Linked DNA regions of Homo sapiens: region 1 is linked to region 2. The links are chromatin loops, found by intact Hi-C in ENCODE. Cell type or tissue: K562. All regions are shown on one strand. Links, peaks and the distances in the headings refer to the core of each region. The heading gives the core; the rest is flanking DNA. Region 1 holds the start of LOC105378044 (a long non-coding RNA gene). Region 2 has its middle 370 kb from the start of SASH1.

What was found. Hi-C counts contacts between places; a loop is a spot of excess contacts. Peaks named below come from ENCODE experiments on the same cell type or tissue, not always from the same donor. Only the 100,000 strongest peaks of a DNase experiment are listed, where the experiment ranks them.
Region 1: it touches region 2 in a loop (2.4-fold over the local background); 2 of 110 quality-filtered maps call a loop at or near these places.

Annotation. Positions count from the first base shown.
Region 1 is chr6:147,733,676-147,750,385 of GRCh38, reverse strand. LOC105378044 (a long non-coding RNA gene) reads left to right here and starts at 7,089. Exons shown (of 2, transcript XR_943098.3): 1 at 7,089-7,213; 2 at 8,502-8,952. It also overlaps a transcript of SAMD5 not described here. In K562, for the core only: a CTCF peak has its summit at 7,751 (motif pointing left); no DNase peak of the experiment used is centred there.
Region 2 is chr6:147,962,133-147,978,842 of GRCh38, reverse strand. No RefSeq gene overlaps it. Among named protein-coding and RNA genes, the nearest start is that of SASH1, 370 kb to the left of the region's middle. In K562, for the core only: a CTCF peak has its summit at 7,659 (motif pointing right); no DNase peak of the experiment used is centred there.

The DNA.
Region 1 (16,710 bases), core at 3,920-11,919, 230 kb after region 2:
ATTGATAACATAATAACCCAGATTGGGAATATGGAGCCAACTAAGTGAAATACATTATTTTCAGGAAATTCTGTCCTGTATTTGCATTCATCTAAAAAGATGCACATTTTCAATGACCTCATCTGTGATTTAAAGCAGATTTCATATGCTATTTATGCATGTTGACACTTAGAGTCAAGCGATGGTTTTGCTTAAGACAATACCTATCTCTCAATATGTTCAAATGTAAATTCTAAGCAGGTAGAGGCTGTGTTTTCTAGAAGTTCTATAAAACACATAATTCTATGTCTCCTACAGGAAAGCTCCCATATGTGCCAATAACCTTGATATATTTTATATCATATAATAAACCAGTTTCTGGCTCATGAGGGGTGTGATATGCATTCAGCAGATAAGGAATAAGAAAGAGAAAAGGAAATAATTTATCAAAAGTCTGAATGACAACAATTTGTACAGTGATGAAAATAAGCGGGTTTTATTTAAGAAAAATCTCATTTCATTGCTTTTTATGTATATATACATCTAGAACCACACTCGCATGCGCATATACACACTACTTTAGTAACAGAATGGAATAAATCACTTTTCTATTTTTGGAGGTTACAATTTTCTTCACATTAATTGTGCCAAATGAATACCAAGATGCCCTCTTAACTCTTCTACCCTTTATCTTCAGAGTCAATATATCCTCTGAATACAACTCAAGGTTCCTCTGGCTTCTTTGCCATTCACATCTATCATACACTCTAACCCGGTCATATTCCATCAAATGGTTTGGTATAAACTGCTTGAAATGATTCGTACTCCTTTATTCATTCAACCTATATTTACTGAAAACTTATAATATGACATCATCCCCAACAAGAGTCCTCCACACATTTATAGGATGGTTTCTCTCCCAACAAATTATTACTAACAGGTTGGGCACAGCGGCTCACACCTGTAATCCCAGCACTCTGGGAGGCCAAGGTGGGTGGACCACGAGGTCAGGAGTTCAAGACCAGCTTTGCCAACATGGTGAAACCGTATCTCTACTAAAAATACAAAAATTAGCCAGGCATAGTGGTGGGCACCTGTAATCCCAGCTACTTGGGAGGCTGAGGCAGGAGAATCGCTTGAAACTAGGAGGTGGTGGTTGCAGTGAGCCAAGATCACACCACTGTACTCCAGCCTGGGCAACAAATCAAGACTCTGTCTCAAAAAAAAAAAAAAACAAAACAAAAAAATATTCAGTAACAGACAACATTTCCTATCAAAAACTTGGGTAGCCAAAGAAAGTTATAATATAGAAGCCAAAGAAATACATCTCAAGATGTCAGCAAGTTGAGGTTATTAGCATGAAAATATCATTAAATGTCATTAACCAAAATGCAACTTAGAGAGAAGGCCCTTAGCCTTTAAATCAACAAGAGTCAATAAACGGAGAGTACCTTAGTAGGCATCCATTGACTTAATTGTACTGCCAGATCAAACTACTGATTATGGGGGTCATTCAGGTTGGTTCAACCCATATATAGGGTTGGTTCTATCATTGGCTGAATGCTTCAGAAGTGAAATTTATAATAATGACCCAATGGCTGTTTGTATTAACTCCAGAATTTGCTTTTTTAGGGAATTACTGTCCATCAATGCAATGGACTTCATTTCCTGGTAGAAATGAACAACAGCATGATATCAGCTGTCATCTTTCCCTTCCTTTCTTTCTCCTCTTCTCTCTCTTTTTCATACATCCCTTTTTTCTCTCCAAGTGAAACTGTGGCCCCACTGTCAAACCAGAAGAGGAACCAAAGAGGTGAAGGAGAACAATTAGTCTTTCTTTATTCTTTTTCCAAGTAAATTTTCTCCACTGGATTGGCCTTATGCATAATAATGATGATAAAAATCACTTATGTAGTACTTACCACCCATGTACTGCTCTAAGTATGTATATACAAGAAGTCATTCAAACATTACAACCACCATATGCGGTGGGCATTATTACTATTTCCTTGGCACAGGTGAGGAGACTAAGGCACAGAGTTTAAGTAACTTGCCCAAGGTCAGATAACTGGTTAGCGGTAGAATCTGATTCTAATCCAAATGACCTGTGCTCCTGAACGATGAATGTGCCACAGTCTGTCCCTTCCACCACACACATACCAAGAGACTGGTCTCCTTGAGTAAGGGACATCTTTTCCCCCATTACATGGTGGACTCCATTTCAAAGGCTCTTCCCAACCAGACTTGATAATTGGGATAAATCTGCAATTTTTGAACACTTACCAAGGTGAAAATATAATACTCTTAAGTAATTACATGTTGTATTCAACTGAGTTGGTGAGAAACTTTGGCTTGATGAGTGAGGTTTTGCCCTCTATATATAAAGAACAACTTGTCTACTGTGACTAAGTCAGAAGGGCCAGAATTGTTCCCACCAACATGTAGGGAGAGATATATTTTCCAAAATCCAAGCATGATTCCTTTGGTTTTTGTCTTCTCAGAAAAAAACAATTACTTTTGGAAACTTAATAGCTATTTGAAAATGACAGAAAATGGTATTAAAATTAATGGAAAATACTAAAGACAACCAACGCAGCAGCTATAAGAATTCAAGAAGGAATAGAACAGAGTTTCTACCTTCAAATGGCTGATAAATAAAGATAATAAAACAGGTTTATCGGCCTAGGGAACATGGTGAAACCCAGTCTCTACTAAAAATACAAAAAAAATTAGCCGGGCGTGGTAGCGCGTGCCTGTGGTCCCAGCTACACGGGAGGCTGAGGTGGAAAGATTGCTTGAGCCAGGGAGGCAGAGGTTGCAGTGAACTGAGATTGTGCCACTGTGCTCCAGCCTCAGTGATAGAGACCCCGTCTCAAAAAACAAAAAGACAGGTTTTAAAAAATCACGGCTTGGCAAAATTACTACAAGAATGGTATAAGTCAAAATTTAGAAGAGATCATATTCAATTGAGTGAAGTCAAAACAGTGTTTGCCCCCATCTTCACCATCCCCATTTAATTCAGCAGCAACCTTGTTGCCTTCATGCCCTGAACAACATCCTGCCCCTCCATTTGCAGGGCCAGTCCCTCAGGGCCTAGACCACTCACTTCAGCCTCACAGAACTTCCAGCCATGTTTTTCACTGTTGTCCTAGCAATCCCTGCGGTAGCACTTCCCAAAAAACATAGATAAGGAAACACCTCTTTTTCCTCATATTCAAATGTTGTGAGACAGTGCTCACATGTCCCACAGGGATTCTTTTCTTCCAGCAAACATCCCTGACCCATTCAACTACTTCCTAATTTCCAAACTTGACATCACCTTTAGTGTCAGCATCCCTCTAAAACACTGGTACCCAGAGGAGAAGAGCAGGCCTTTCTTTTGACATGATATTTAACAGCCTGTGACTGTTACTGAACATGGTCCTCACGGGTAGATTGAGGGGGTGTGTTACTTAAACGCCTGAAATCCTGATAGAGTTACATGTGTTGCAGCCCATGACCTAGTCTCAACCCCATCATAAAGAAAATGAGCCTACTTTTGCATGCCTTATTTTTGGCAAATCCAGGCTGCCGCCTAGTGACCCCTGCTTTACGTTCGAGATGTTTAGTAAAACGTACTAGTCCTTGTATTCCAGGCTACCACTGTGCATATTGAGTACCAACCCATAGTTTTTGAAATCCACCTCTGCCCACTTTTGGTTCCTTAAATGTCTTCTGAGACCTTCCATGATAGTTTCTTGAAGACATCGGACTGGCTATGAAGACATATCTGTAAGCCTTTTCAGTATCCTTTGACCTCATTTTAACTAAATTTGTATGCTCTCTCACACTGCTTTCTCATCTTGGATTTCCTCTTTAACTCTAATTATTTTGGCATTTCTAGTCTACAGATTACTCTCCTTGACAAAGTACATGAAAGTGAAGTGGAAAGTAAGTACCATAAAATCTGTAAACTTGAACCACTAAGGCCTTAGAAATAATCTAGCATGAGTGTGTGCAATCAACACACAACAGAGTAGCAAGGAAGTCCCAGGTCACTTCACCTACACTGTTGTACTCATTCGCAGCCATCCCTGAATACAGGACACCAAGGCCTCAGGGAGTCTGAGCAGCCCAGGAGACAGCTTCAAATTTTTCACTCCACTCAAAAGAGGAGGAAGGGAGGGAGGCAGTCATGAAAGACACAGTTCTAAACATTCATTCTGTGCCCAGCACCGAGGATCCAGAGGAGTGAGCTTCTTCGTCTGATCCCTTCAAGGGTCTCTGTCTTCAAACTACTCATCCTCACAACCATCCAGTGAAACAGGGATGGAAATAGTAATTTTTACAGGCGAAATGAAGCTCAGATAAAGAAAGTAACTTGCTGGCTGGATATGGTGGCTCACGCCTGTAATCCCAGCACCCTGGGAGGCCGAGAAGCGCAGATGACTTGAGGCCAGGAGTTCGAGACCAGCCTGGCCAAGATAGTGAAACCCCGTCTCTATTAAAAATACCAAAATTAGCCAGGCGTGGTGGTGCATGCCTGTAATGAGCCTGTGAGGTGGAGGCTGCGGTAAGCCTTGTTCCCATCACCATAGTCCAGCCGGGGTGATAGAGGGAAATCCTGTTTCAAAAAAAAAAAAAAAAAAAGAAAGAAAGAAACCTTCCCAGAGGCACACAGCTAGTACAGGAGCTTTTCACAATGCCTGGCCTACTCTCCTAAATCACTAGTGAGACACAAGATGGGTGTAATTAACATGTAATGCACCTGGACAGTGTGCACTTTGTGAAAACACTGTTTGTGAGAATGGCACTCTCCTGGTTTACCCACTCTGGATGGACAGCAGTTCTCAGGAGCAGATTTGTCTGATGCATACATCTATCCCCTCTGGAAAACAGACTGCTGAAGAGCAAAGATTGGGCCCATATTATCATCTGTTAAACGGGTATAATAATCGGACCTACCTCATCAAGTTGTTGTAAAGATTGAGACAATTCATCTAAAGCACTCTGTAAATATCAGATATCATTGTTAAGAACTCTGAGAATAGTTTTTCCAGTAAAGACATTTTTTTCCATTAAATTTTTTTTCACTATGGAAATTTTCAAACATATAGAAAAGTATTATAGAAAGAATGGCAGACTGAATCTTCACATACCCATCTCCCAGCTTCAATTTTGACACTCATGAACAATCTTATTTCATCTATAGTCACACTCACACACACACAGGCACACACAGTTATTTTGATCAAATTCTAGGCGTAATTTCATTTGTAAATATTTGTGTATATAGCTCTAAAATAGAGGAATTTTGTTTTTAAAAATCACAAGAATACTATTATCACACTTAAAAATTTTAATGGTAACTGCTTGATATTATCAAATATACAATTGACGTCTCTACTTCTCTACCATCTTATAATTGTTCTTGTTACAGTTTAGTTAGGGTAGGATCCAAGTAAACCTCACACCCGGTGATTGCTGGGTCTCTTTTACTTACTTATTTATTTATTTATTTATTTATTGTGAGACAGAGTCTTACTCTGTTGCCCAGGCTGGAGTGCAGTGGTGTGATCTCAGCTCACTGCAACCTCTGCCTTCCAGGTTCAAGTGATTCTCCTGCCTCAGCTTCCCAAGTAGCAGGGATTACAGGCACGTGCCACTACACCCAGCTAAATTTTGTATTCTTAGTAGAGACAGGTTTTCACCATGTTGGCCAGGCTGGTCTCAAACTCCTGACCTCAGGTGATCCGCCCGCCTTGGCCTCCCAAAGTGCTGGGATTACAGGCATGAGCCACCGCGCCCAGCCTGGGTTTCTTTTAATCCACAGCCTTCCCCTTTTCCTTCCTTGTTTCTCCCTTGTAGTTTTTTTGGTCGAAGAAACTAGGTCATTTGTTTTCACCGATACAATTTCTCACAGAATCCTGTGAGCTATATAAAAATCATTTCTCTTTCAGTATAAGCAATTCTACTTTCCTTTCTTTAGCTCAAGAGTAATTTTCTGCTTAACATTTGTTACACTTTTATCCTTGTATAAAAAGTTTACTTGAGAAATAGTTATATTTATTTTACTTAGATAAGTATGTATTTAGCATTTACTATGTCTCAGGAACTATTCTCATTTCTTCACAAATATTAGTTCATTTAATTACCATAATAATATTATCTTCTTTTTACAGATGTGATGTCTAAGACTCAGAGAGGTTAAGTAACTTACCTAAGGTCACACAGCTAGTAAATAGGCAGACAGCTCTATTTAGAAACTAAGATTGAAAGAATATTAAATGTTCACTTGATCTAACCATTTTTGCAGTCAGTGCTGTACAGCTGAAAAGGCACTGGACTTGGGTTTTGAGTTTGACTATTCCATACATTAGTTACGTGACTCTGAGCAGGGTATTAAGCCTCTCTGCTTTCTTGATATACAGTGAGCATTTAATAAACACTAAACATGAACCCCACCCAGAAAGCCATTTCAAGGGCTAACTGTGAAATCCCTTTTTATAAATTTCACCTTATAATAAACCACGCCAGTTAAGAATGCTGTAGACAGACTCTATTAAGTCCCAAATCTTTGGGCAGTTTTTCTCCAGCATTCAGTTATGAATATTACTTATGAATTAACATTTACTAAGTGGGGACTTTGAGTCACAACTAAAATGCCTATTGTGAATTAATTGCAGGATGGGTTAACTGGATTAATTAAAGAGATAACAATTGTCATCTGATAAAAATACATAAAATATTGTGTTAAGACATTCAAGAGATGAAAAAGCAGACAGTATCAGTTAAAATTATATGCATTTGCTTCAAATAAAATGAGTGAACTTTAGAAGATAAATTTCCTATTTAATATATTTAATACAAACAATCTATAGTATGTGAATAGTTGAGGAGTAGTTACAACTTTTTTTTTTTTTTTGAGACAGAGTCTCGCTCTGTTGCCCAGGCTGGAGTGCAGTGGCACGATCTCGGCTCACTGCAAGCTCCGCCTTCCGGGTTCACGCCATTCTCCTGCCTCAGCTCCCTGAGTAGCTGGGACTACAGGCGCCCTCGCGCCTGGCTGATTTTTTGTATTTTTAGCAGAGACGGAGTTTCACCATGTTAGCCAGGATGGTCTTGATTTTCTGACCTTGTAATCCGGCTGCCTCAGCCTCCCAAAGTGCTGGGATTACAAGCGTGAGCCACTGCGCCCGGCCTAGTTGAGGAGTAAATGGACTGGATTAAAGTTAAACCATAACCCCAAATTCAGGTACAAATTTATTATTGATCTTACTGAGCTTGGGTGTTAGCATTCCCAGAACAATTATCTCTAATAAATTGAAGTATGTGCTCAGATTACTTTCATAAATTGATGGGTTGTCAAAATAATGGAATATATGGTGTTCTTTAAAAATTCCCTTCAAATTTAGTTTTACAGTAATACAGCAATTTAGAGAACAATCACCTTCTTGTACCTCCACATTTTAAGATTTATTTCAAATACACTTTCACATATAAAGAGAGCACCACACAATGATAGCCTCTATGTACAACAAGTAAAATTAATCATTTATTATTTTTCTACTTCTAATTTTTCTTTAGGAAAATAATAAATAAGAAGTTAATTCCTTCCTGAAGAGGGAAAATCATTTTTAGTTGCTCATTTGTCCTTTAGAAAACCCTGCAGAGGTGATCAAGGAGAAACTTCATTATCTTAATCTTCGGGAAGCCTCTGTTACATTCCAATGTCCAACTGTCCAACTTCGTTAGTTCTTAACTGGATAGAGTACTGCCCCCTTCAGCCCATGGAGAAAGGCAAATGCCTCCTTCAGAGTCTACCTAATGCTTTCTCAGATAAATAAGCATGAAGAAAAGTCAAAGTCCATTCTAGCTCTAAAATAAGGAATGAAATGTTTTCCTGATATGATTTTTTGTTTTCATCTGATAATAATTTTATATATCACAGAAACAGCATGGTACGTATATCCTACCAGGATAGCCCCAGGATAATTTTCTTAAAACACGCAGGTCACGCGAAGATTATTATTGGTTATTTCTGCAGTACAAGGGAAAGAATCATTTCAATTCAACAATCAAACACCCAAAGCGACTCAGAGGCCCATAGCAGGCAACTTCCACTGCATGTAAAGGAAAAAAAGCACAGACACAAACACACACAACACACACACACAAACACACACACACTAGTGAACATGCACAGGGCAAAAGACGACTTAGGCCAGACAAAACCAGCCTGCAACTGTTTCATAATACTACCACAATTTTGTTGTTATTACATTTTTGCACATATAAAACTCATATTTTTTTAAAAGGATATTGATGACACAAACAGGCCATGGTCACTGACTAAAATAATTTCTTAGGTTTTAGATATTTCAACAATATTGTCAGTCTTTGCATGTTGAATATGGGTTGCAAACTAGAAATCATGAAACTTTTTATTTATTTCTTATATAAACACGCAGAGGGGAAATAGACGTGGGTGGGACCTAGTTTTGAGGTGCCTAATAAGAAATATGTTTTTCCATATATTCAAGGTTCTTACTAAACCTCTTCAAAGAAATGGCAGCATGATGAGCTTTGAAAATGTGAAAGAAAAGAGCAGAGAAGGAGGGCCCCATGCACACACACCCGAAGAAGAATTGTGTTTCGTGGTAACACACTACCCTCAGGTTCAGACCACACTCAACCTGTTTTTCCATATATTCAAGGTTCTTACTCAACCACTTTCCCTTCTGTGGGGTTGTGATCAGAAGCCTCGTACTGTTCCTACCCTTGGAAACGGCGCATGGGATACCTGCCAACAACACATACGCACTTCATCATGGACAGCAAACACACTCGTCATTCAAAACCAGCATTCACGGGAAAGCACTGTTTCTGTTTGCCTTTTTATGTTAATCCGCATGCAACATATTTTGAAAACAGATACACTTCAACAGTTCAGAATATGCTAGTACTAATAAAACCAACATGTTACATGCTGAAGTAATTGCTCAATTCAGTAAAACCCCTAGACCCTCGGCAAACAAATGTGAAATTCAAGAAAATTTTAAATGATTATCTCATCAAAGACCCCCCAGGGCAACAAAGAATCCTGGGAGGGGGTGGCTTGTTCAAGGGTCATTGTATGTCAACGGCTTCAGGAACTTGGCACGGTCTGGAGACCCCCAGCAAAGAAAAATGTTTCCTCTGGGGAGCTCATTCTTGGGTTTCTCAAACCCCTGGTTTGAAAACTAAGGTTTCATGTCTTTACCTCTAGTAGATCTAATGTCCATATGTCTTACTGTAAAACCAGGACTTTGACCCAACCCATGATTAACTTGCCTTTCAAGAAGTACCTGAGACACAATACCAGAGGCGCCATTCCATGGTGAATACTTGAATGTATACCTGAAGAAAAAGTCTCTTGTTTTAAAAATTAAACAGCACACTTAACACAGTCAATTTTGAATCCCAGCCTGTATATTCAGGTCATGTCAGGTTTCTCCTAGTAATGCCAACTGCTTTGGCAGTTAACTAGGAAACAACAAGACAGAGGATTGGTCAGAAGTTAATGAAGCTTCGTGTGTATGTTTAGCCTTGATTCTAAAATTCCCATATAGACAGGGAGGGTCACATGGTACATTATGCAATTCATTTGATCTTGTTTACTTATTTATATATTTCTATTTCTTTTATTTAAAAAATTCAACTAGGTATATAGGGAAAAAGGAGCATTTTAAGAATGGCCTCGTTTTTCCTGCTTTCATTTGTACATCTGATAATATATTCTGAAGCAAGAGCTGAATTCCAGAAAGGTGAAGGAATAGTATGGCAAGGTTAGGCCTGTGTGATCTGTGATCCAAAAATGTCAGCCCACCGTGCCACAGACAGGGAGTGGAGGCACATGTCTTCACTGAAAGGAAGTTCTGTTTTAGCTAAAATGAAGCACCTGTTCACATTGGAATCCTATGCGTAAGTAACTTGTGGTGAAATTTAGGTTTAAGAAAGAAATGTAGTGGGAGATCAATTCAAACACAGCCTAAAGCTCATCTGGCCTAGTGTTATCTTCAGAAAGGCACTTTTATATCACATAGGAATCTTTTTCAAAATACTCATGTGTAGCTCTCACCCCCAGATATTTGAGCAGTAGAGAACCATCCTATTGTTCCTGATGCGTATCTCTGGGTAGCTTACTTATTTTAAAGAGGCAGCGTTGCATGACAAAGGAATAGTTTAAAAATGAAGCAAGTCATAATGTAATAAATGTAAATACTTTAATGTAATAATGGATAATGTAAATAATTTAAAATAGTATAAATGGTCGGGTGTGGTGGCTCATGCCTGCAATCCCAGCACTTTGGGAGGCTGAGACAGGCAGATCACGACATCAGGAGTTAGAGATCAGCCTGGCCAACATGGTGAAACTCTGTCTCTACTAAAAATACAAAAATTGGCCGGGCGTGGTGGCATGTGCCTATAGTCCCAGCTATTTGGGGGGCTGAGACAGGAGAATTGCTTGAACCCGGGAGGCAGAGGTTGCAGTGAGCTGATATCATGCCGCTGCACTCCAGCCTGGGTGACAGAGCAAGCCTCCATCTAGGAAAAATAAAATAAAATAAAATAAGAAAATACAAATAAAATTAACAAGTATAAATAATTTAAAATAATGTATCTAATTAATGTGAATAACAAACATAAATAACTGCCTATTCAAAAATGACTTTGCATCTATTTGATTAGTAAATCACCCATTTTCTCTTTTTCCAGAAAAAAGAATGACAGTACTAAAAATCTCTTTCCATTGATCTAAAAAATTGGTACTATTTTTGTTTTTGTGTTGAGACAGGGTCTCACTCTGTGGCCCAGGCTGGAGTGCAGTGGTGAGATCTCTGATCATTGCAGCCTTGACCTCCTGGGCTCAGGCAATCTTCCCACCTCAGCTTCCCAAGCAGCTGGGACTACAGGCACATGCCACTACGCCTGGCTAATTTTGTTTTTATTTTTGGTAGAAATGAAGTCTCACTATGTTGCCCGGCTGGTCTCAAACTCCTGGGCTCAAATGGTCTTCCGGCCTGCGCCTCCCAAGGTGCTAGGATTACAGGTGTGAGCCACTGTGCTTGGCCAAAAATTGATACTATTTATAGTGTATTAAGTCAGTTGCTATTCAAATATTCTTTGGCAAAAAATAAAACTAGGATCCAGGGCTTTAGTAGCGCAGAGTCACTCAAGTTTTGGATTTGTGCATGTTTGACTAGGCTCAAGGAAAACAGAACTAGAAACACTGCCCTGCTCTGTCTGAAGGGAAACCTGTCTTGATTACTGTGATGCTTTTTCCCCAACACCATCCTAGACAGGCAGAGCTTTTAAATGGTCAGGTGATCTCCCGAGGAAACCACTGATGAAACCACCAAGGATCTCAGTTTGCCCCTCCGGGTTTTCTCACAGGCTCCAGGCTGACTTTGTAATTCTCTTAAACTGGCAGGTGGCCCACAGGATGAGGTCTGCTCGTGGGTGGGGGTGTGTGGTGTGCTTTTCATAATATGTCAAGGAAAAGGTTTTGAATTATTTCCCAGAAATTCAAAATCAAGAGATTTCACATATAAATATCCAGATTAATGGCTTCTCTTTAAAACTTGGAAGCTGTACCAACTGTGGGCAGTCAGCCACAGTCAGGGGTGGCCAGACAGGTCTCTGAGCTCAGTTTATGGTTTTTCATCCCAGGCATTACCTTGTTTGAGCCTTGTGAACTCTGAGTTTGTAAAACCTGCAGATAGACATCTGGATGCATTTTTCAGGCCCCTATGTCAATTACTCCACCCTCTGCTATGAAAATATTCAAAACTACAATCACTAGTTTATATAAAATATGTAGAATAACAAGCTCATAATGAAGCCAAGTATTCCAGCCTCAACATGCATTTGAAAACATTTTTCTCCTTTCTTGCTTTCAACCTTGAAACATACTTTGAAACTCTTAATTTCTCCCTTTCACACCAGGAACTTCTGCGCACAGTGCTTGCTTATCTGATTATGTGCTTGCTTAGAAATTCCAGAGACCAATTTTGAAACGAAACAGGTAAAGAAACCAAGTGGCAGAATCCTCCCGCTTAGAAGGAGTACGAATAGTTAGCTCACCACTCTCCGGCCCAAGTCAGGATGACACCAACCCAACAGGCAATTACTCAAGATAAACATCGGAACTAGACATGCAGACCTGCGCCTTCCTGCACCACTACCATATATTTCCCATACCTTTTCCTGCCAAAACCCCTTCACTCAGCCCAAAAGGCAGAGATGGCTTCTTTGAGGCAGAAGCCCGGCCATCTCCCATCTGCTAGCATTTGATCAATAAAGTTGCCTTCCTTTCCTTTCACCATGCCTTGCTTCTCATGTTTTTGGTCTCTGAGTGGTGAGCAGCTGATTACTGGTTACAATAATAAAATCTCAAAAGATCTTAACTGTTATTGTTTTGATCATATCATAACCCCTCTCTTTATCCTCCGTAACTTATACATTCCTTTCTGTATGTTTTTCTTTTTTCTCTTCTGGAGACTAGATTAGGAAATAACCGATGTCCTGGCTTGTGCAGAAAACATAAGTATATACATTTATATACACTGTAAGACTGAAATTTGAAACGTGTGCATGTGTATGTAATATATATATATATAACATGGGAGAGGCTGGTTGGGAGAATTGGGATGTTTAATACTCCACTCTATTCCAGCCCAGGGGCAAAAAAAAAAAAAAAAAAAAAAAAAAAAGCCCTCAATCTTTGTTTCCTTTCCAAGCCTATACTTTGTGGTACTTTAAACATCTTTTCCAGGATTATTCTTATTTTAAAACTTCAGTTCTAAGGATATGTACTGAAACAAATAACTTAAATGGATCACTGTCCCAAAAGGAGGACCTGCTTTTTATTTGGATGTGCCATCATACAAACACTGCCTTCAGTATTCTGGCAAAACAACACACAATGGAGGCAAAATTATGTGTCCAAAGAAATGTCAATACATCTTCTTATAGTCATCCTGTAATAGCGTGGGATTGAGATGATTAAATTCACAGCTCCAATAAACAGCACGCAAATTACTTCTTGAAGGTAGCGGCATAATAATACCTGGAGCATAAAAAGAGGAAATGAAGTTTAATTAAGTGTTGCCCAGTGAAATCATAGTGAAAAAGCACGGTGAAGGGGGAACTGAAAACTCACCCTTCCCGAGGATGGGAGGGACATGCTGTCAATTATAAAAAAACCTGATAAAAAAATACATTACTATATATGTATGTATAGTATAACACATATGTAACATATAATACACTATAATGTATATAATATACATAATATGCATGTACATAATATACATGCATTGCAAAGTTAACCCAATCATAAATCAATCTCCTCATTTTCATTTGTACTGAAATGTTGATTTATCTTTGTTTTTTAATAACACTACTATAATCATAAAGAAGTCAAAACCCAAATAAGGCTGGTATGTATTCTGTAGTTAATATGAATAAATATAAATACCTCCAAACACATCTAGTATTTATCTGTTAGCAATATTAAATCAATGCCCCAGATTAAAATTTGCATCTTCAAGGGAAATCATGGCCCCTTGAAGAATGAAAACTAAGTCACAGAAGAGAAATCCAGTTTTGAGACTAAATGCTAAGATACATGCTTAAAGATTCGTTTTTGAATATAATATACCTAGGTTTTCCTTGGTCAAAATATCAAAATTTCAGCCTATCTGAAATGGCCTTGTGAACTATCATCCCCAATGCCCAAGCCCATCAGAACATGCTCTCAAGAAAGTCTATGTAAATAGTTGGTACATGTATATAGTAATCTCTTGCTTCCCTGTGCCCATCTAAGTCCATATGTTCACTCTCCTGAGTTACGCTGCACTTAGTAGCTGTTCAATGAATGTAGTCTGTGTAAATTATCTGTATAAGTTATATATAATTGTACAAATTATCATTATGGAAAGCAAGACTTTTCTCGATTTATGATATTTCAAACATTACATATCAAATTAGGGAGAAAGTTTTGACAGTATTTTAAAGAAAAGAATTAAAGGATGTAAAATGGCTATGATTTCTTGAGAACTTATTATCATTATACTACTAATTACAGCAAACACTTCACACATAACACATACTATGTGGCAGGCATCGTTCTTTGTACCTTACATTATCAACTCGCTTAGTCTGTGCAACAACACTGAATGAGATTGATAATACTACTATCTTCACTTTACTGATGAGGAAACAGAGACACACAAACGTTGCATAATCTGCCTGATGTCACACTGCTAGCAGGTGGCACAGCCTAGATTTGGAGACAGCCAACCTGCCTCCAGTCTCTTAACTGTGCCAAGTATTATGGTAGGACCTTAATACACATGATCTCATGAATCCTCACAGCTACCCACCTAGACATATAATATTAGTCACATTTTACAGATGAGAAAAGAGCCTTTAAAATGATGCTCAAGGTTGCACTGAGAAAGAGCAGGTTTTGAAGCTAGGATTTGAAGCCAAGCCTGTCTAAATCCAGAGTTGACACACTTTCCAATTAATTGTAGTACTCCTTGAACATATGAAAACAAATAAGGAAGTTTCAAACTTGAAAAACACGTCAACTATCTGGTTTTTCTAAAAAATACATCAAGTCTACAATGGTGACTCTGGATTTACAGATAACTGCCTGTCTTAAAATCCCAGTGAAACTCCCTCCTTGAATGGAAAAGAATAGACTGATGTAAAAAAAAAAAATAGTAAAATAGATGATACGATCTCTGAAACTTTAAAAACTTCACACTATTCCTTAAATTTTGATTAAATCAGAGATATATCAATCAATTACATTTAGCACATTTAGTTTCTATTCAGAAATCTCACCATCTCCACCCTTGATTACAGATCCTTTCCCTCTCTCTCTTGAAGCTGAGAGGTCACAGTTACAATTCATTAGTAATACTTAGGGCTTTGAGATGAGTTCTCAGACTACCATAGTTCTATTACAGTGAGCAGTAATAGGAATCAGGCATCTCTTCACACACAAAAAAGTCATTTCCGATAACAATCAAAGCCACAACAAAAAACCCTCTTCTAACATCCTATGCCATTATAATAGCTGTCTTTGACAACTAAATACCAAGTAATCAAAACAAATGTTAATTAGCACCCATCATTTACAATTCATAGAGACAGGCCATCATCCATTAATTATCAGACCAATAACAGAGTATTGATCACAATTTGTCAACTTGCAAATAACTGAAACCAGTAAAAGAAGAAAAGAATCTTTCAATAAACAACAGGCTTTCATTTCATAAACATTTAACCAGCTCTTTTATTGTACATTACTCCTCTCATCAATAAATGCTTTTCATATAATTGTCTGTCTCTTGATTGTGCTGGCTTTTTAAAACAAAAATTACGTGGTTTAGTGAGAAGATATGAGGCACATATATCATTTTGGCAGCCAATATCAAGTCATGATGGAATTAAGAGTCAATACCTTGCAGAAGTCATAAAATTAGCGCTTCCAGCCTAGGTGCCTTACCTTAAAATACCATTAGTTCACTTGCAGTTCTCATCCATTTAAAAAACATTTACTGAGTATCTATGTGTGCCTTTTAAATACGGATTTAATTATCCAGATATTTGATTTGTGTTCTAAATCTTTTTTTTTTTTTTTTTTTTTTTTTTTTTTTAGATGGAGTCTCGCTCTGCCGCCCAGGCTGGAGTGCAGTGGCACGATCTCGGCTGACTGCAAGCTCCACCTCCCGGGTTCACGCCATTCTCCTGCCTCAGCCTCCCGAGTAGCTGGGACTACAGACACCCAACACGCCCGGATTATTTTTTGTATTTTTAGTAGAGACGGGGTTTCACAGTGTTAGTCAGGATGGTCTCAATCTTCTGACCTCGTGATCCGCCCGCCTCGGTCTCCCAGAATGCTGGGATTACAGGCGTGAGCCACCACGCCCGGTCTGGGTCTCTAAATCTTAATAGTGAATGCAAGGATACATAAAGCAGACATCTTCACAGAAAGAGGCAAAAACACACTATCTGCTTTGTCTTAGATCCCTGAGTCAATGTAAAGTCAGTTTTCAATCTAAAGAAAAAACAACAGACTTTACAGGAATCTGAATGAAACACAGACCTTAAAATATGATCCTTCCTCACTAATCATTTCTTCCAGAACCTTCATAATGATTTTACAAAGAAATGCAACACATAAAAACTAAAACCACTTAAGGGATGGAATTATGACCAAATCCACTCTTACATAAATAAGCTATCATGATGCTTAATAGAGTTCTCCAATTATCCCAACATAAACATTTTATGTCATAAGGAAAAACTTATCTTATAGGGAAAAATAACAAAAGTTTTAGTTGTGAATATGAGTTAAGATAAAATGGAAAGGCCTAATTTTTCCTTATTTCGGATCCTGTCCATTTTGGACAGAGAAAACAGGACAGGATTAGTTCCAATTTTGAGGAACTGGAAATTGACTCAACTCATAGTTAACACTGTCCGAGGGAATGGCGCTTTTCCAGCTGCAGGGACAGGCCAAGTGTTTTAACTCTGCAAAAATCTCAGCGGCTTACCTTAAAACTGGCTTTAAAACAGCTTTTCTGTGATAACCATATGTGCCCATTTTCTGCCTGAAGAATTTCCATAATTTTAAATCCTAGAAAACATGAATCACAGCGGGGATTCAGATATAACATTTAGTATAGCAAT
Region 2 (16,710 bases), core at 4,457-12,456:
AAAACATTTATCACATGATCTGGCATTGCAGAGGCTTAGTAATTGTAGTTATTATCAACCCACCACTATCCTGTCAACAAATCACGTTAGAAAGTATTGTCTATTCAGTTCATGTAGCTTATAGATTACACAAGTGGTGAGAGGAAGTTTGTGAACAATTCTTTATTGTAAATGCAACTCACAAGATGCCATCCAACAACTTTGATTCACTGGGATTTAAAATTTCATATCAAACAAGAAGTGAAAAATATTCCTTATCAAGGCATCACAGAAGTAGGGCATACAATAGTAACCTCAGATGTACCACTTGAATACTGCAGGGTGTTATGCAGAAATGAGAAATAGAGCCACACACAGGAATGTATTCAGCAGAAGACTTAATAGAAGAATTGGAAACAATAGCCATCTTAAAAGTTCAAACAACATAAAAATAAGCAACAGGATTCAGTGCCACCAACACACAACTAAGGCAGCACCAGGGGGAAGCACTCTAGCCCATGCAGTTGGACATTTACAAAGAAGCCCAAAGCCTTTGATGAGAGTGCTGACATTTCTTTAGTGAAAGGCACTTGGCTTTGGAAATGATTCTCCCAGGCGGAAAGGACAATCTGTGTTTGATTGGAAACAGCATGCAGAAAGGCCAGTGTTTCACCACAAGCCTGTCTCTCTGTGTCGGTTTATGCTAGGATCTAACAGCTGCTGAAGTTCAGGGACGCCTTCTGAGCAGTACCTGGGGTGGTATTCAGTACAGTCAGCATGCCTCCTACAAATCACTGCTGAACAAAACTAGAGATCACAGACCAAAAAGAAACCCCCAAAAACAAAAGCACACAGAGACCAAAGAATAAACACAACCATCAGTCTAGTTCAAGGTAGACTACAGGAGAGAGAAAAAGAGAAATTTTAACGAAGCCCCTTAGTTCAGGGCAAGGCATCAGGCTTCCCCTTTACCTGCCCAGCGGCTGTAGGAGGCTGAGGGCCCTGGGTGTTCTGAATGCTTGCTCCGAACAAACAAGAAAGGTCTAATCTTCCTGTGGAGCCAGCATGTTCAACAAGCGACCAAAGCAAACTCAGGTGAAGACATTCTTCCGGCTACCTCTCCGCCCCATCATCTCCAAATCAAACGCTTCTTTCTTGTGCGTGCTTCTCCAGAGAGCAGTGCAGCCAGCAGACAGAGACCAGGATTTCTTACACAGCCACTGCTGGATACTGGGCGAAGTCAGCCTCACAGAGAATCTATGTTATCCTGTGCTGACTGTGTCAATGTGCTTTTCTTAGTCTGTATCACTTAAATAACCTCTACTGACATCAAGATGTCTAATTTGTAGTCAATCAGCCACTTCCCTGGTTGTAGATGAAATCGGTCTACATATTCCCACTTGCTACAGGTTGGCGTCACATAGAAATAAGCATCCTCCTCTCATCTATGGGTCGGGGACAGGGCAAAAAGTTCTCATCATTCAATCCCTTATTGCCAAAAGCCTCAAACACCATTCTTTGCTCTCAGCTTCTGCCCTTTGAGCACGAAGATGAGATCTACCCCAAGTCTCCTCTGTTGACTTCCAAGCAGTCACTTGAAAGAAGCCTTATCTTAATTAAGTCAAAACCCCTAGTTGTCCTTGACCAGGCTATGCCAAAAGCACACTGTTAGGCTAGCTTGTCCTTTAGTGTAACCTGCCTTGAAAGAGGAAGCTGTTTAGAGGTCCAGAGAATACCCTTCCTTGTCTCTAAGATTGACTTAAGATTGTTTTAGAATTGATCGGAACGAGAACACAAAGCTGTAGAATCATACTATGCTCCATTTGGAGAAAGTTGGAAAGCTTTCAGAAGTGTTGATTTGAAGAAGAAAACATCTTTGGGTGCAAATATTTAAATATAACACTTTTTTTCTAAGTGATTTATAGTTCTTAGCCTTTCATTGAATTATTATTTCCATTTTATAAATGAAGAACTTGAGGCCTACTTTCTTCTATATTGGCACTACTGGGTTGGGAATGTGCCCGTTGGCACTGTGGGAAGACTGGCAGCTGCCACTTCAATCTGGTGGTAGGCTCTGGAAGACTCAGCCTTCGGGCCTCCAGTTCCACTCTTGGTTGGCTAAAGAATTATCCAACGAATCTTCCTCTTTCTCTGTCCTGAACCTTCCCTTCTAACAGTATAGGTTTTCAGAAATCTGATACTCAGTCCAAAAGAGCATCCTTTTGGAGGAGAATCAAGGCGTTAGACACCACGATTTGAGCCACTGGAATGACAGCCAATTGACAATTTCTAGAGATTTTGTGAGCTGCTTGACATCAGATTGGTAGTTGAAAATTGGCTACTTTGAAAATATTTACACCACAGGTATCAGCAAATGCTACAAATTGGATCTTCCTTCTTATCCCAGGATCCAGCTGTTCAACAGTTAATAGCACACCACTGAACAGAAATACAGCAAATGAGATAAGAAAGGCCAAAAATGGAGAGTCTCCATCCCTAGATGCTCGGAACCACATCTATCTGAGGAAAAACCAGAAAATTCCTTTACAAGCCAATAAACAAAAAAAAGCAGATGTGACCAGATTGGTCCATTTTTAATTCTCGGCATCATGGTGCATTTTAGGCTTATTTTTAAAATTTTTACAAAAGTAGTAAATGAATATATTCTCATTGCAAAAATCATTGAAATAATATAGAAGTATATGGAGTAAAAAAAAAAATCCCTTTCCATCACCTTCCCATTTACACTGCACTTCCCAGAGAGTTCCTCGTCAGTTGTGTGTACCCTTCCAGTTTTTATTCTATGCACCCTACAAGCACATGCACACACACATCCACATATTTATATGCACTCCTCTGCATTTTGTACTCTTATAAAATCTAGTCTGGTGAAGGTATTCAAAGACGCTGTTCCAACCTACAATCACCAAACCTCTTCCCATTAACTGAAGCTCATTCTCATTTGAGCAGAGATGATTTCTGCTCACTGCACATTTACTCTATTACCATTAATGCTTAAGGACACGCTTGAAAAATTCTGAAATATGTGATAAACTGGTATATTTTTGGTTCCACGATAAAATGCCCACTTCAATGCTGTCTATAGACCTCCCCATCATTCCAAACATAAATTAGCAACAAATCACTTGAAGAAAATATAATGACAGAGATAATAGGCTTCATATGTAAAAATCAATTATTATGAAACATTTGGGGGCTACTTTATATAAATGCCTCATAAAATTGGTTTTATTTATTGATATTTCAGGAAAACAACTATGTATTTGAGATGCCAATTATATTGTTGAAAAATATTATTAATTGCCTGGTGTAAAATAGGATCATCATCTCACATGATATAAATCATGGAAAGTATTTTAAAAACTGTAAAGTGCTACACAAATAGTAGCTACTGATGGCCTGCATAAAACAGATAGTTGTTCTTTCTTTTTTTGCATATATTATTAAATGGGCTGTATATCGAGCGTGCATTCCTTATGCTTTGCCATGTTTCACACGATTTTCTCCATGTAAATGTTTATTCCTAACTCAGCGAGCAATTGTTGTGCATTATGCATAAGCCTTCAACTTTCAATATTCAGATAACTTAGAATTTCTATATATAATTTAAATTCCCTTCAGACAAATGACTCTCAATACATTTCAGTTAAATACTGCTAATTCTCAGGTTATTCAGGATAGGAAGAGTGGGCTTGGCAAGAACAATTCAAAATAGCTGATAATGCCCATGCATTTTTCAGGATGTGCCACATCTGTCCCGTGTGGATCTGAATAATCAAGCATTATGTTAAGACTGATTATTTCCCCTGTGGCCATGTGAAGTCCCCTGGCAGACACACATCTTCCATTTCCTCCTCGGTGTTCTGTGTTTGGCTTAGCACAATCCACTAAACACTATTAAATGAATAACTGTGAAGGTAATAAAAACAATAACCAAACCATTAAATGTACTGAAGTCCATTCAAACATGTAGGGTCACTTGACATTTCTTTTATTCAAAGGCTATTTCCTAAATGTCCCAGTGACCATTGAGCATTTGTTTCACATCCTCATGCTGCTAGTGGCATCTACATTTAATGTCAAAATAGCCACCTACTCTTCAAATAGAGCGACCGCTGTAGCTCCAAATCTTATAGCCTTAGGAAATGGATGCAAGCATTGATTTGATAGACTGAAGTTTGTGCTTTTCCCCCTGTTAAATAAGCTCACCCTTTGGTAGCAGGCACTTAAGGGATTCCCCAAATATTTGCACACATTTCTGTCAGATAGCATCACCGTCACCACATGATTTAAACAAGCATGTATTCATCACACTTAAACCAGATGTCATCTGAGTAGATGAGAAATGAATCATTTGCTCCTGAGAGCTTGTTTATTTCTGGCAACACTTTCCAGCAGGGATTGTATAAATGAACAAAACAATTTTCTCATATCTCGATATGAGGATGAAAGTCCAAATACTACAGGAATAAGCTTTCCTCCAAGGTGGTGTTCCTTCAAAACAGACTGTCTTTTCCCTACAAAAAAGGGACGTGTGACTTCCAGTCTTGGGGATGGAATCTCTCTTTGTGGCCACCTCCAACATAAAGAATCATTTCCATTGATTAAAGAGTAGCTTCCACCAACCAAAATGTGCCAGGAATGGTGGGCTCAGCATTTTGTTAACTTATCTCATTTAATCCTCCCGACAACTTTGGAACAGGTATCTCCTCTCCATTTTACAGCTGAGGACACAAAGCTATAGAGAGAAGCTGAGTAAATTGCTCACGGATTTCCAAGGATTAAGTATGAGACAAATCAGTGGTTCACGCCAGGGCTTTTGACTTCAAAGCCTGTGCTACACTGCTTGAAGTCTCAGATTCTGGGCTGATAACCTTTTGGAGCCTCCTGTTCCTTATTTGTCGGATTAGGGAGTTGGGCAATAGAATAACTAAGAGTCTCTCCAGTTTTAGAATTCTAAAAAAAATGTGAGCACTTCCCACCATATAAAACAGTTTATATCACATTTTTGGTCAGTTTGCACACATTCGTAACCTACATCTTATAAATATGCAGGAGGTTAGCCTGTCAATAAATAAAATACATCCTGGTGGTTTTCCAGTTTGATTACAATTCTTAGACAAGAAAACAGATGGCAACAGCCTTTGTAGCGCAAAACCTTGGGAATCAAAAAAATTTGTAAATTTCATTTTCTGAGTAAGTTAGGCCAAATGATCAGGGGAACACTATGTGGTTCTAAGTGCCATGGAGAATTATCACTAGGGTTACTTTACAGTTCCTGAGGCAACTGAATGGCTTAAAATAATGACTCTTCTAATAATGAGGATAGAACAAGAAAAGAGAGATGGTGAACAAATGATTGGTGAGGACTGCCATTCTGCAATATTAAGGTCTTCTTGATAAATCCTATAGATTCAGGCTAGCTCCCAGGTCAGAAGGTCATGATTCAGTGGCCAGAGGAACTGCGGTGTCAACTTTAAATGATATCTCTCCCTGCTACGGACCTGGGAAGAGGTGGCATTTAAAGAAAAATATAAAATATCACTGATGCCCTATATGCTTATATCATCACCTGCTTCTTTCCTTTGAGGGTGAGGATGTAAAGATCAGAGGACCTAATCCATATAGAGTTGGCTGGCAAATGAAAGACCTTCCAAGAGCCACACTAGCGATAAGGAAAATGTGTGTCCCTTTCAGAAGCTGTTGCAATCTAATTTATTTCCTCCCCATGATGTGCCATAGATTTTAGAGTGCTCTTCTTTTTTCATATTCAACTAAGAATGTCCTCCTCCTCAATTTTGAAGATATCTCCCTATGGGATAAATTGCTGTTGATCAGAAAAAGTTTTCTAAAAGTTAATATAATGTTACAGAGTACATATGAACAGAGGCTGTGAAGGTAGCATTTATGTCAGGGTGGTAAGATTATAGGAGAATTTATTTCATGTTTTATATTTCCATTGATATGGCAATAATATTGTTTTAATCATATATGCAGATGTTGAGGTGGGAAAAGCTAACATGATTAATGTAAGTTGATTGGTAACAACATAACTCCCACACGTGGCTCGCCACAAGCAAAAAGTAAGTCCCTATTCTGTGTGCTCTCTGGGATCACCCATGGGAAGGATCTGAATTTCTGACAGTCTTAAATGTGACAGCAGCCTTTTAGCATGTAGACGAGTGCAGTAATTTGGCAGCAAACTCAAGACTCATGCTCACCAGACTGGTAGATCAGAAATAAATCACAGATGTCACACATGTTCTCTTAGAAGGGAGAGAATTGATAAGGTGCCAAATCCCATCACACCCACGCCGTTCTTGTTCCAATTGATAGAACCTCTCACCCTTGAAATTCTGACAAGTACTATTAGGGAAAGAGACTCTAACTCATATCTCTTCCTGACTCTTTATCCATCTTTCCAAAGAGTGTCTATCTGAGCTCAGTCTCAGGCTCATTTAATTATGACATCTGAATCAATACTTCATGCTAGCCCCAGACTGCACTGGCCTGCTTGGCAGTTTCCAATATCCAAGACAGCCCTTCTAAAAATGTTCACCTTCTTATTTGAAAATAAGGTACCTGCCTTGCCATTGGGTTTCTTTATTTATTTTTAATTTTGAAATCAGTCATTACTTATAGGCCTTGCAAGATTTAACATATGTTTCCAAAAGCAAATATGGCATTTTCTGAACTCAGATTCGCTTTCTGCCTCTGAAATGCTAAGCCAGAGACCACAGAAATGGAAATGAAACTAACACCAATTTAAATAAATTACAAGCTGACAACAATCTGCCTCAGTGATGTTTTAAATGAAATGTATTAACTGCAAAAATATCAGAATGCCTTGGGCTATCTTAAGAGACTCCATTTTGACACTGGGGTAGGTTTTTAGATATCTACATATAAAGGAACATAACATGAGGGAGGTTTAGAAATAAAAAAGGTTGCTCAATAATGGTTTGTTCTTAGTCTGTTCTGTCTGCTATAAAAAATACCATAAACTATGTAGCTCATGAACAGTAGATTTATTTCTCATAGCTCTGGAGGCTGGGAAGTCCAAAATCAAGGCAGATTCAGTATCTGGTGAGCTCTCACTTACTGTTTCGTAAACAGTCATCGTTTTCACTATGTCTTTACATGGCAGAAGGGGCAAGGAGGTCTCCTTTATAAGAGAATTAATCCCATTAATAAGGGCTCTATCTTCATGACCTAAACACCTTCCAAAGACCCCATCTCCCAATACCATCACTTTGGGTATTAGGATTTCAATATATGAATTTCAACTTATGAATAAGATCAATTTATCTACTCATATTTATTGCACCAATCAGGTTCCAAATCTAGCATATTATGCTGAGGTCAGAATGTCTGTACATTCTGTATTCAAAGAACAGCTGTGGTTATGCTCTTAGAGCATAGGTACTGGCCTAGAATCAGAACACTTAAGAGTTGTCCTTGATCATCAAATCTGCAAGCTTAATGCAAATCACCTGGAGTCTCAATTTCCTTGTCCATCAAATATTCAGAGGGAGAGAGATCCTAGGATGTTGAACCTTTAAGTTGGAAAAGTCTGTGATTATAAGAACATCTCAACGGTGCATGCTTAGCCCTTAAAATGTTCATCAAGGAATTTTGGTCCTTTCTATATGTCTAGGCCTCTAGGTGGCTCCAAGCTACAGGCTTATATGTGTATATAAGGTAAAGTCCTATACATGTCTCTAAGGTATAGGCCCCTAGAAGTCTATGTACATGGTTATAGATCTATATATATCTATCAAAGATCAGCTTCTAAGGGCCTAAAAGCTGCAAGCCAATATGTGTCCATAAAGTGTAGGCCTAGGTATGTCTACAATGTTTAGACCTAGGTGTGGCTATAAGGTATGAGGTAATGCTTGTCTGTAAGGTTTAGGTTCATATAAGTCTCAAATGTCTTGATAATGTCCCAAAGGGAGTCGAGGAATTAGTTAAATTACCTTGATAAGATTTTATCTAGTTTTTGGACTAAAGATAAACTCTACAATTATACTATGAGGAATAAAAAAGACAGGAACAAACAATCATGCACATACATATACATATATAAAATTATTTCTTGGAAATATAAGGAAGAAGTCTGTACAAAATACAGATTTAATAATAAGTAAGTTCTTTTCATTGTTGGGAATTGAAAAGGAAAACATATAAAATCTTTTTAATGAAGCTTTGTAAGCTGTTAAATCAAAATCAATGGTTTGGTGACTGTTTTTAATGCTCCTAACAAAAAGAAAAAAAAACTCTTTATATCTTTCCCCTGTTAGCACTTAGTCTTACTGCCACTGGCAGGACTTAAATTCTTTAAGCTTAGCCTTGTCCTAAAGGAGAAATAGCCATTATGATTTGTTGCCTTTGGGAATGATGTGTGATTGATGAGGGCTCAAATGTTCCAATGAGGGAAGTATGAGGCCAAATACAGTTTGACAGATGTCCCAAACAATAATATTAATAGTTTACATTTATTATTGTCACTATCTTTTCAAATGCTTTGATTAGATTCCCAGTGTACGTTATGTACAAAATATTGTTTCTTGTTCATATTACTATGGTCATCTCAATGAGGCAATCAAAACCCACATGAAAAATTCTTCACAAAACACACAAAATATCCCAAAAGTGTTTTTGTGGATTGCTGCTTTTTATAGCTTCTATTAACTAGGTCCTGACAGTGCAGGGCGTGTCACTAAACATTTATGAATGACCACAGAATAGAACTTCATCTCATTTACTATATGTGCACATAATAATCTTTTATGAATCCTAATATCTTTCAAAACACATCTTGAAAAACCTACAATTTTTTTGGCTTATAGAAATTGCTGAGAAAAGATGAGAGAAGAACTCTATTTTTCTGCTTTTAAACTAATTTCCCATCATTTGCAGATCACTCAGCTTTCAAATTTTCACATAAGGAAAGAACTACAATTATCCAGCTCTGGCCTCTTAAACCCATGGTTTAGACTTTGCTTTATCCTGACTCCAGATACCTTCTAGGACTGTAAAACATATCGGTAGATCCTCTTTTCATCACCTGACTGCTTAGAAATAGTTTGTATACCACTTCTCAAAAGAACACATTTATGTGGCCAACAAACATATGAAAAAAAGCTTATCATCACTGGTCATTACAGAAATAAACCAAAACCACAATGAGATACCATCTCATGCCAGTTAGAATGTGATCATTAAAAAGTCAGGAAACAACAGATGCTGAAGAGGATGTGGAGAAATAGGAACACTTTTATACTGTTGGTGGGAGTGTAAATTAGTTCCATCATTGTGGAAAACAGTGTGGTGATTCCTCAAGGATCTAGAACCATAAATACCATTTGACCCATTACTGGGTATATACCCAAAGGATTATAAATCATTCTACTGTAAAGACACATGCACATGTATATTTATTGCAGCACTGTTCACAATAGCAAAGACTTGGAACCAACCCAAATATCCATCAATGAGAGACTGGATAAGGAAAATATGGCACGTATACACCATGGAATACCATGCAGCCATAAAACAAGATGAGTTCATGTGTTTACAGGGACATGGATGAAGCTGGAAACCATCATTCTCAGCAAACTAATACAAGAACAGAAAACCAAACACCACATGTTCTCACTCATAAGTGGGAGTTGAAAAATGAGAACACATGGACACAGAGAGGGGAACATCACACACCAGGGCCTGTTGGGGGCTGGGGGGCTGAGGGGGATAGCATTAGGAGAAATACCTAATGTAGATGACCAGTTGATGGGTGCAGCAAACCACCATAGCATGTGTATATCTATGTAACAAACCTGCATGTTCTGCACATGTATCCCAGAACTTAAAGTATAATTAAAAAATTAAATTAAAAAAAAAAGAAATAGTTTGTCTACTCAGAGCTCCATATGGAGGGACGTTTTGGGTCAGACATGTCAGCAGTGGAAGTCATTTAAGACAAATTGCCCCTGGGTTGAGACCGTTTTCTGATGCCAAAGACTATGAAGAAAATGTAACCTGAGTTCTCTGAATGAACTTTTCACCACTGGCACGTGTGGATGCAAGGGAGCACAGAGCAGAGGGAAGAGGCGGTGCAGTTCAGCGTGAGTCCTTACTTAAGAGCATCATTCTAGTTATTGTCCAAATCCAGATATCTAGTTTTTTCCAAAAAAAAGTTCACCAACCAGATTGCTAAAAAAAAGTTCACCGACCAGGTCAACCTGTATAAACTGGGATTGTTTGAGGCAAACTGGGATGTACGGTCACACTGTCATCCCTGGCTGGGCAACCTTTTATGCATTATGCCCTGTCTCTGGGCCTCAGTTGTCTTACATGAAAAAGGAGATTAACTGTACCTGCCTGACCTATCTCAGAGGATTATGGGAAACTTAATGCAGTAATGTTTATCAAAGCACTTTGGTAACCTAGAAAAACTATATAATAAAAAGATAAGCATCATTACTATTGATGCTAACATGTGATTAGACAAGTCATAAGAGCCTGAAAAATCCAAAAGAATGGAAAAAAGGGATTTGCACTACACCATTAGGCTTTCTGGGATATGTTTATTTATGTCTCTTGTATTATTTATTAAGGATTTTATTTAAATATCCTTTATATAGTTGTTGTACAGAAAAAATCTGCCACTTCTCACTTTATTTTATTCTCATAGGATGGCCAAACCATGGATAATCCTCAATAGTAGATAACTGAAAAAGAAATTTACATTCTAAATGCATTATGGTGTATATAGGTAATTATTTTCCAGACTGAATATTCTACGGATTCACTTCCAAACATAACCTTTTAGAGGTTTAAGTTGACTGGATAATCATCAGTTCACGTGGAAAAGATCTGGCTTTTGTTGATTGCAAGTTTCATTCATGCTAATGGTGAACCTGGGCTGCCAAAAAACATCCAGGCTTCAGGTTCTTTGGTGGAAGTCCAGGCAGGGAAGGCCAGGCACAGTGGCTCACACCTGTAATCCCAGCACTTTGGGAGGCTGAGGTGGGCAGATCACCTGAAGCCGGGAGTTTGAGACCAGCCTGGCCAACACAGCAAAACCCCGTATCTACTAAAAATACAAAAATTAGCCGGTCATGGTGGCGCATGCCTGTAATGCCAGCTACTCAGGAGGCTGAGGTAGGAGAATTGCTTGAACCCAGGAGGCAGAGATTACAGTGAGCCAAGATCGCACCACCGCACTCCAGCCTGGGCAACAAGAGCGAGACTCTGTCTCAAAAAAAAAAAAAAAAGAAAAATGCAGGGGAAGAAGGTCCTCTGTATTCAACACTGGTCAGTCCACACCCGGAATAAATGGTCCAGGACATCCGGAGGCATTCCAGACAAGAGTGATGAAGGCAGCAAAGGTCTGGGAACTATGTCATGTCTGCAGAGGTGGAAATAACTGGGGATATGTCAACTAAAAAAGGAGACAGCACACCTGAAGTGCTGTCATGTGGAAAAGAGATTTAGAGTTCCAAAAGGTGAGATAAGAACTAACAGATTAAAGTTACAGGGACAAAGGTTTGCATCAACGTGTCCAATTTCTTTCTAACATTTGGACTTGTTCACAAATGGAATACGATACCTCCAAAGGGAGTGAGCTCCTTGTCAGTTACATGGTTCAAGCAGCAGCTGGAATCTTCCATAGCAGAGAGAGGGCCATGAACTAGATCAGAGCTTTCCAGATTGTGTTCTGCAGCATCTGAGAAGGAACCACGAATGCCTTGGGGGTCACATAGATTAGGACAGTCAGACACTGCTCAGTAGTATGAGGGCTCCAAGCCCCCACTCCTGACTAACCAGAGCAGTTCCACTTCTGTTTGTTGTTGAGGTTTTGGTTGCTGTTTTGTTTCTGCTTGTTTGTCTAATGTATTGTCTTATGTCTGCATAGTATTTATTTTGGAAAAAAATAGTACGGGAGAGGTTCTTCTGAAAGATCTGTTTTAAAATCACTGACATCAAAGCTTCTTTACAGGCTGGGCATGGTGGCTCATGCCTGTAATCCCAGCAGTTTGGGAGGACGAGGCAGGTAGATCACCTGAGGTCAGGAGTTCAAGACCAGCCTGGCCAACATGGCGAAACCCTGTCTCTACTAAAAATACAAAAAAAGTAGCTGGGCATGATGGGGGGCACCTGTAATCCCAGCTACTTGGGGAGGCTGGGGCAGGAGAATCACTTCAGCCCGGGAGGCGGAGGCTGCAGTGAGCCGAGATCACGCCACTGCACTCCAGGCTGGGCGACAGAATGAGACTGTCTAAAACAAAACAAAAACCAAAAAAAGCCTCAAACTTCTTTACAAGTCCAAAGTTCTGTAAGTTTATAATTTATAAAAGTAAGTCAAGGGAGTGGCCCGCTGTGCACATCCTCATCTTCCTTCAGAGTTTCCTGCAGCCCAGCTCTCAGATTAGTAGCCTCTCAAACACAAACTCCAAAAAAGAATGCAACTGGAATGTCTGATCTTCAAATGTTACCTTCTACATGTGAAAAATAGAAGTCAAGGGGTGTAAGATACCTAAATATTTGATTAAGAAAATTAGCCAATAACAACAAAGTAAGTTTTGCTGAGGATAAAATGTAATTCAGATAATCAACATGCTGTTGTGTTTGTTTTTTAATCTACTTCTAGAAATCTACTTTTCGGAGTAGTCTAAAAATATGAAGACTAAATTAAATAACTGAAATGAAATTTACCTATAAGTCTTCACTTTTGCTGGGTAAAATTTTGAAATTTCTTTAACATTTACTTTTAGGGAGATTGATCAGCTGAGCATCCTTCTTTATTTGACTGATCTCTATCTCCTGATGCTCCATCCTGAGAATATTTCATTTATAGACAATGTTACATGGTCTTAGTGATTCTTAGCAAATTTTTTTAAATTATTATTATACTTTAAGTTCTGGGATACATGTTCAGAACATGCAGGTTTGTTACCTAGGTATACACGTGCCATGGTGGTTTGCTACACCCATCAACCCATCATCTACATTAGGTATTTCTCCTAATGCTATCCCCCTCAGCCCCCCAGCCCCCTACAGGCCCTGGTGTGTGATGATCCCCTCCCTGTGTCCATGTGTTCTTATTGTTCAACTCCCACTTATGAGTGAGAACATGCGGTGTTTGGTTTTCTATTCCTGTGTTAGTTTTCTGAGAATGATGGTTTCCAGCTTCATCCATGTCCCTGCAAAGGACATGAACTCATCCTTTTTTATGGCTGCGTAGTATTCCATGGTGTATATGTGCCACATTTTCTTTATCCAGTCTATCATTGATGGATATTTGGGTTGGTTCCAAGTCTTTGCTATTGCGAACAGTGCTGCAATAAATATACATGTGCATGTGTCTTTATAGCAGAATAATTTATAATCCCTTGGGTATATACCCAGTAACGGGATTGCTGGGTCAAATGGTATTTCTGGTTGTAGATCCTTGATGAATCACCACACTTAGCAAATGTTTTAAAACAACCAGGTTCTGAGACTCTGGGACTCAAATTGAAAAGTGGAAATGGAATATGAATCAACCCGTAGGGCTATTGAATATATTTAGAAAAGTGAGGGTAATAATTGGAACATAAAATTTACCTCCATTTCAGTAGAGTGTCTATAATATTAATTTAAAAAAATAATAAGTATTGGATATGGAGAAATCGGGGCCCTCGTACATTGTTGGTGGGGATGTAAAATGGTACAGCTGCCATGGAAAATAGTTCACCAGCTCCTCAAAAAGTTAAACATGGAATTACCATATGATCCAGAAATTCCACTCTTAGATCTATACCCCAAAGCACTGAAAACAGAGACTCAAACAAATTGATCACACATGTATGATCATATTAGCATTATTCACATAGCCAAAATAAGGAAACAACCCAAGTGTCTGTTAGTGGATGAACTGATCAACACATTGTGGTCTATCACAGTGGAATATTATTCACCCATAAAAGGAATGAAGTAATGATACATACTCTAACCTGGATAAGCCTTGAAAACATTATGCTAAGTGAAAGAAGTTAAACACTATAGGTCATATATTGTTTGATTCCAGTTATATAAAATATCCAGAATAAGTAATTCCATACAGATAGAAATCAGATTAATGGTTGCCAGGGACTGGGGAGATGAAGAAATGGATAGTGACTGCTTAAGGGGTATAGGTTTCCTTTTGGGGTTATGAAAATATTTTGGAACAAGATAGAGGGGGTTGTTGTACAACATTATGAATGTACTTAATGCTACCAAATTTTTCACTTTAAAATGATTAATTTTATGTCTTATGAATTTTACCTCAATTAAAAAACATATATAGAGAAAATTAATTTTGTGAATCCCCTTTTGGGATAAAACATCAAATGTTCCTACCTCTCAAGAGCACACTAAAATGTAGAGTTAAAAAATTTTTAAAAAGTTTTACCGCCAGACACGGTGGCTCATGCCTGTAATCCCAGCACTTTGGGAAGCCGAGTTGGGTGGATCACAAGGTCAGGAGTTCGAGACCAGGCTGGCCAATATGGTGAAACCCCGTCTCTACTAAAAATACAAAAATTAGCTGGGCATGGTGGTGGGTGCCTGTAATCCCAGCTACTCTGGAGGCTAAGGCAGGAGAATCGCTTGAACCTGGGAGGCGGGGGTTGCAGTGAGCCAAGATCATGCCATTGCACTCCAGCTTGGGCAACAAGAGGGAAACTCCATCTCAAAAAAAAAAACAACAAAAAAAAAACCCCACAGTTTCCATGCTCAATGATGGCTTCTGTGGACTGGCCTTTAGATGACATCATTCAGAAAGAGTGCCATCCTCCATCGACGTCCACCCATCAGTGGTTCAGTCATTCACTCAGTCAGAAAGTTATTGAGTGCCTACCCTATAGAGCCCGTGGAGACAGGTAGACCACCCACTTTCAAGGAGCTTTCAGTCTAGATGGGAAGATCAGGCTGGACTGCTCAAGTTGTTACGTGTTCCTTCAGTACAGATCCAAAGTGTCTCATCACTTCAGAGGAGATCAGTGAGAGACAGAAAAGTATGAGAAGGCTTCATTGAGATGGCAGAGTCAGAGGCCAATCTCTAAAAACAGATGGGACCACTGGAACACTTTATGCACTCTTGTCTTACAGCATTTATCACACTGGATGATAGCTGTTAACATGTCTGTCTACCCTTATAGATTGTGAGACACTTGAGGCCAATAATCATGTCCTTGTATTCCAAGTACCTCACAAGAGAGATTTTTCTGAGTTCTTAGAGAAAAATCTATCTTGCAAGCTTTCTTTCCACATAGAATTTAGGGGGAAACTGCTGTAAGAAGATGAACCAAGACTTAGGTCAAAATATTATGTGTTTACATGAACCAGTGGGTTATCTCCCTGACTCCACAGTGGCTGTTTCTAAGGAAGTACCACTCTGAAGATGGAAGCCAAGGCAGAATGAGGAGAAAAGGGTAGGGTTTACCACGAAACCAAAGCAGCTTAAGCTTTGGGGCCCATTGCTTGCACTGAGCTCTCTCCAAGGCCCTGTTGAGAATTGCATATGCCTGATTTTGTATTCTTTTTCTTAAAGAGGGTCTCTCAAATTGTATCAGCTTGAGACCTCACAAAATGTAGAACCCGACAAAATCTAGTACCACCTTGGATGGTTCGAGATTTAGGCCCCGCAAAATCTAGAACCACCCTAGATAAAAAGAATCCAGTTGGTTTGATTCAGAGAAAATCAAGGTCTTTTGGGACTAGTAGAGTCTGCACTGCTTAAGAAGATGCATTCTGACGTCACATTGTGGGTGTGACTTTGGGTATGTTACTTTACCTCTTTAGTTCAAGGAACAATAGCACCCACTTCATGAACATGTATTCTTCTATTCAACTTTATTTACTGAGCACAAATTAGGTGCCTGACCCCGCACAGTAACTCAATAAATGACATCTCCACGACAGCTGGAGAAACTGTTGGTTGGGAAGCATCCTTTTTATTTACATTTTGAGATGATGGTGTGAAACATAAAAACTGGATTTTAGCTAGACTTGTATATTATTAAGGAGAAGAAAAAGCAGATCACAAGTCTGCATATGTTTGAGACATGGCAGTGCACAAACAGCTTTGCACAGCTTGACTTCTCAATAGGAGACCCCAAGCTGGAGCTTTAAAAGCCTCTCATATTTCTCATGGCCTTCATGTTAGGAGCATATTTCAGGTGAAATTCCAGAAGGGGGTCTTGATACACGAGGCAGTAGTTGCTCAGTAGCTAATTCATAAGAAGACAAGCTTTCCCTCCTCGGTTTCTCATTATGGCCAAGAATGTCTATTGCTGGCAGCCAGGCATTTTTCACAGATGAGGCCCAGTACCTGCAGAATTCATTGCCTCTGGTGGCTCAGCAGAACCAGAGCTTAGCAAGTTGTAAGGCCTCGTACATGGTGCTTTTGTTTCCATAACCTTTTAATTAAGTTTTTATCTAGAGCTTCTAAATGAATTTTTATATTGTAGCGAGGCAACTTCTCAGGCACTAAACAGCCTCACTGCTGTGTGGAAGCAGCACAGGAACCTGCAGACACCAATAATACCGGCCTTGAATGTACGTATTTTCAAACTATATGAGGAAGAAGTCAAGTTCAATGGCAAGAGGAATTCTGTAGCTCCGTACAATTAAGAGATGGGTTGCATTTGTGAATTGGTATGCCTACCTGTATGAATGGAAATT